Linked DNA regions of Homo sapiens: region 1 is linked to region 2. A link is a loop called in an ENCODE intact Hi-C map of the cell type or tissue named here. Cell type or tissue: ovary. All regions are shown on one strand.

What was found. A loop is a pair of places that touch in the nucleus more often than their neighbours do. Peaks named below come from ENCODE experiments on the same cell type or tissue, not always from the same donor. Only the 100,000 strongest peaks of a DNase experiment are listed, where the experiment ranks them.
Region 1: it touches region 2 in a loop (2.6-fold over the local background); 46 of 110 quality-filtered maps call a loop at or near these places.

The regions. Positions count from the first base shown.
Region 1 is chr3:195,149,498-195,151,997 of GRCh38, reverse strand. The region is part of intron 3 of XXYLT1 (xyloside xylosyltransferase 1); the gene reads left to right. The region is part of intron 1 of XXYLT1-AS2 (XXYLT1 antisense RNA 2); the gene reads right to left. It overlaps LOC105374296 (a long non-coding RNA gene), which reads left to right and starts at 688. Exons shown (of 2, transcript XR_001741088.2): 1 at 688-910; 2 at 1,340-2,500. RefSeq lists an enhancer at 1,572-1,781. In ovary, no CTCF peak of the experiment used is centred here; a DNase peak (open chromatin) is centred at 1,347; H3K4me3 peaks cover 613 bases; H3K27ac peaks cover 1,221 bases.
Region 2 is chr3:195,259,054-195,261,553 of GRCh38, reverse strand. The region is part of intron 1 of XXYLT1 (xyloside xylosyltransferase 1); the gene reads left to right. It overlaps LOC124909475 (a long non-coding RNA gene), which reads right to left and starts at 1,207. Exons shown (of 2, transcript XR_007096225.1): 1 at 1-1,207. RefSeq lists a silencer at 1,019-1,958. In ovary, a CTCF peak has its summit at 1,345 (motif pointing right); DNase peaks (open chromatin) are centred at 1,453 and 2,448; H3K4me3 peaks cover 1,479 bases; H3K27ac peaks cover 1,088 bases.

The sequences.
Region 1 (2,500 bases), 110 kb after region 2:
TCTAACACAGAGAATTACTGGAGAACTCAAATGAAGTAATAGTGGAAGTTTCTGTTGTGAGAGAGACCCTCATTAAAGAGCATTTCCCCTCCGTCACTCCCTCCCTCCCTCCCTCCCTTAATCTTCACTCCTCTTTTGTGTTTTCTTTACCAGTCGCTTTGTTCCTCTGGGCTTCTCCTAATCAATCCCTCCCCCAGGCATATAGGGTTGCCATTTAAAATACAGGGCACCCAATTAAATGGAACTTCACATAAATAACAAATAAGTGTTTTGTATGTTAAATATGTCCCAAATATTGCACAGGACATACTTATACTAAATAATTGTTATTGTTTATTGTTTATAAATAATCGTTTATTTATACTAAATAATTGTTTATTGTTTATCTAAACAATTATTTATACTAAATAATTGTTTATTGTTTATTGTATATTGAAATTTAAATTTTTTTAATTTTTTTATTTTTTAAAGACAGAGTCTCTCTCTGTTGCCCAGGCTGGAGTGCAGTGGCACAACCTTGACTCACTGCAGCCACCGCCTCCCAGGTTCAAGAAGTTCTCCTGCCTCAGCCTCCCGAGTAGCTGGGACTGCAGGCAGAGCCACCACTCCTGACTAATTTTTGTGTTATTAGTAGCCATGTTGGCCAGGCTGGTCTCGAACTGCTGACCTCAAGTGATCCGCCCGCCTCAGCCTCCCAAAGTACTGGGATGACAGGTATGAGCCACCACACCTGACCCTGAAATTTAAATTTTAACAGATATCCCGCTTTTTTCCTAAATCTGGCTGCCCACCTCTACCCACGATTGTAAAACTTCCCTTTTTAGCAGCAGCAGGTGATCTGGCTCTCCTACAAGATCCTGGAGTGAACAGGAACAAAGGGGACGGAAGGGGAGCTTGCAGGGAAACCAGGGTAAGAGAGGGAGGGGGTGGGAGGCAGCCCTCAAGGTCTCTGTGAGGCTCCAGGCTTGAGGTCACCACTCTGTAGAGTTAGGAAGCCCAACTGTGGACTGGGTCATTTGGGGAGGCCACTGGGACCAGGAGGCCTGGTCATGGCTTGGCTTCAGGCTTCAGGGCTCCTGCTGACCCTGGAGTGATGGAGAGAGAGAGAGGGAGAGGGAGAGGGAGAGAGTGTGTGTGTGTGTGAGAGTGTGTGAGAGAGTGTGCGTATGTGTGAGTGTGTGTGTATGTGAGTGTGTGAGAGTGTGCATATGTGTGTGAGTGTGTGCGTATGTGGGCTGTGGCCCTTTGTTATGGTCACTTTGTGGAGCTGGCCGCCTGAGGATCCTCTGAATGGGAGCTTGTTGGTGGCGGCATAGGCTTCCGGTTTCATTCTCCCCAGGCTCTGCGGGCAGCCGTGTGCTGTGTGAGCCCCGGCCCACCCTGAGGAGGAAGCGGCAGGCTATTCCTGTCAGCTGCTGATAACATGCCACCAGGCGGGAATTCGCTTTTGTGTTAAGTATTTTAATCATGTCCGCTCGTTCACCTTTTTAAGTCACATGGTTTTATTTGCTGATGGTGCTGTGCCAGCCTCGGGTTCTTCCAGACGCTCGGAAGGAAAGCTTCTCTGCAGGCTGCGTCATCCCACTCCAAGGACTGGTGCTGGGCTCCCAGGGGAGTGTTGGGGAGGGAGTGAGCGCCAGCACAGAGGGAAGAAGGGAGGGTGTGGACTGACTACCTCTACCACTCAGTTGCTGTGTGACCTTGGGCAAGTCTCTTGACGTCTCTGAGCCTTAGTCTCTTTAGCTCATGAGAAATGGAGATTATAACACTATATGTGGCAGAGTTGAGGGAGATTGAATCAGATAATGTATTTATGGTGCCTAGCACGAGCAGCACTCCTGGGTGGTGGTGGCAGCGTTATCCACAGTCCCAGCTTGGCCACTGATAAGTTCTGTGAACCTAGGGAAGTCACTTAACCTCAGCCTCAGTTTCCTTATATGTACGGTTGGGGCTGCTGACAACTTAGCAAAATTATTGCTCATCTTTTGGCTTCTCAGCATCTTAACCCCTTTCCTAGAATTTGGGAATTCTCTGCCATAGAAGCCTGCCTCCTATTATGGAAGACAAAAACGCTGGATATGTTATCTCCCGGCTTCCTCGCAGCTAGCTAGGGTGTTGGTACTGTGTTTCCCTCCTTCCCGCTTCTGCGGAAATTACCATCATACATTTATTAATAGTGTCTTATCTATACAGACCAGTTTTTATGGCTTTACCCTAAACATTGTAAGGTATTTGCAAAACAGAAACAGACAGTATTACAAAGAGAAAATAACTAGTCCGCAATAGTGAAGAACATTTTAATATCCCAGAGAATATTGGAAACCAGGGGATCAAAGATGGGGGGAGGGACGAATGTAGATTGCAGTATAGTTGCAGCAGAGGAGGAAGGGACGAGGACAGGGGGAGAGACCGAGGACTGTGCCCGAGGCAGCCCCCACTCCCTGTTTCACTGAGCCTGGCTTCCACTTTCCCCCGTGCGTGGGGTGTTTGGTCCCTGCTA
Region 2 (2,500 bases):
GGGGATGTTTACCAGTATGAAGTCTTGATGAGGAGAATAATAGTAGCAACATTTGTTCCCCTCCCCTCCCCTTTTTCTTTTCTTTTCTTTAATTTCCTTTTTCTTTTCTTTTTAAGATGGAGTCTTGCTGTGTCCCCCAGGCCAGAGTGCAGTGGTGTGTTCTCAGCTTACTGCAACCTCCATGTCCCATGTCCCGGGTTCAAGCGATTCTCCTGCCTCAGCTCCCGAGTAGCTGGGATTACACAGGCGTGCGCCACCGTGCCCGGCTAATTCTTGTATTTTTAGTAGAGACAGGGTTTCACCATGTTGGCCAGGCTGGGCTCGAACTCCTGACCTCAGGTGATCCGCCCGCCTCCGCCTCCCAAAATGCTGGGATTACAGGCGTGAGCCACCGCGCCCGGCCTGTTCAGGCCTTTAGAATGTATAAAAGTGCAGACGCCTCACTTGAGCGTGGCTGAGGCTGGGGAAAGAGGTGTGGCATCCCTGAGGCTGAGAGCAGGTGGCTTACGGAGCTCCCAGAGCAGCAGGAGGCACTTCAGGACCCCGCTAGCAGCTCTGCCAAGGGGCTGTGGGTGTGGGGATGAGGGCAGGGCTGTAGCCCACCTGACAATCTGTCATCCGCCTGCCGATGACACCCCCAATAAATCCATTCAATATGAACCAAAACTGCGCTTTCTGGGAGTGCAGCTTCCCTCTCATCTGCTTCAGGGAGCGCTGCAGGTTCGCCAAACATCGGAACAGGAAGGAAGCTCTGGGCGTAGTGTCCCCCGTCCAGCTGATACCCTGGGCCAGAAAGGGGCAGTGACTAAGTGCCACAGCGAGCTGCCTTTAGAAGCAGCCAGGCACCTCCTCTGCTGTTTGAGGGAGGTGATAGCAGCAGCCCCGTCTTTTTCGGAGGGGTCGGTTGAGAGGTAGCCCACCCTAATACCCACAGCGAAGGTGGCAGGGCCTGTCGTCTTCACCTATCCTAGGGGGCTTCGCCTCCTTGTCTCCTCCTGGATGTGCCTCGCCCGGGACGGGAGGATGCAGTCCGACCTCCGGGAGGCAGAATCCGCGCGGTGTCCGGGGCTGGCTTTCCAGGTGCCCCGTGCCCGAGGCTGCCCAGGGGGGTCAGTGTTGCGGGAGCCGGATGGGGGCTCCGGTGCAGGCACAGGTTTTGTCCTGTGCTCCGGGATGTGCGCTGCGGGCTCCGCGGCTGCGGTCAGCACGGGGCCCCCCGTCTGGAGAGGAGGGGCCGCGGGCGTCGGGCGTTGGGCGGGGCTGGCCCCTCCTCCGCGGCGCGGTCCCTCCCCCGCCCGGGGCCGACACACGGGCCGAGTGCAGTGCCCCGCGCGGCCGCCTGGGGGCGCCGCTGCACCGCGTCTGCGCGCCCGACCCCCGGCCGGCGAGGTGCGCGCGGCTGCAGCCCCCAAGCCTGAGGCTCCCGCGGGGTGTTTTTTTTCCTCCTCTAGCCCCGCCCGCCCTTGTGGTTTCGAAAGCACTGAACTGAAAGGCAGTCGGCGGGGCTGCGGCGGGCGGTCATTTCCTTCCTGGGCCGCCGGTAAACCGGCTTTGATGAGCCCTTTGGACAAGGCGGGGCCGAGCCGCTGGGACGGGCGATGCGGCAGCACGGTCGGAGGGAGGCTGCGTGGGAGGCCCGTCGCTCCTGCCTGGTCCTCCCCGGGGCCCCAGCCACATCCTTTCCAGTCCGCCCGGTCCCCGTCACACCCGGCGGGCCTCCGCAGCCAGTGTGGGAAACGTGTCTGTTGGAGCCGCGTGGTGGGGGTGGCCCCTCGGTATCCTGGCGCCGGTGGGGAATTTGGCAAAAGACCCGAGGCCGCCAGAGGCCGGCTCCGGGGGCCGCCCTGGTGCTGGGTCTGTCCCTGGCGCTGGCCTGGAGCCCGGCGTCCTTAATTGCGGGAGGGACTCGGATGCCACCTTACAGGCCTGTCGCACGCGACTGTCCTCGCGGTGAGATGAGGGCTTCCCAGGCCTGTACCTGGGGCGGGAGGCCTCTCCCTGGGAGGAGGAGCCCGGCCGCCTGCTTGCTGGAAGGGCCGCCTGGCAGGGCCCGAAGGCCTCCCTGCTGCCCTTCCTCACAGCCTTCCCATCCAGGGCTCTTATCTTTCGCCCTGGGACCACTCACACCGTCGTGTGGGTTGTGGAAGACAAGTCAAGATGACCAGGGCCTTACCCGCAAGCCACAGGGACCTTGACTTCACGGCTCTGACTCTGAGAGGCCACTCTAACTACTTGCCTGTTCTGAGCAGTGGAGCTAGGCCTCATCAGCTGACAGAAAGCCTGCTGTTAAGTTAATGTGTTTTAAATTAAGGCCATTGGTTTTATTTATTAGGGCGATGACTGTTAAGCAGCCCCGATTAAGCCATCCTCTGCTGGTGGGACTAGTCTCCCAGAGGCTGGCCCCTGCGGCCCTGCTCAGGCAGGCCTGGGGATAGCACAGCTGTGCTGCCGGGATAACAGATGAAATGAGACAGCTCACAGCCTGGCACATGGCAGGTGC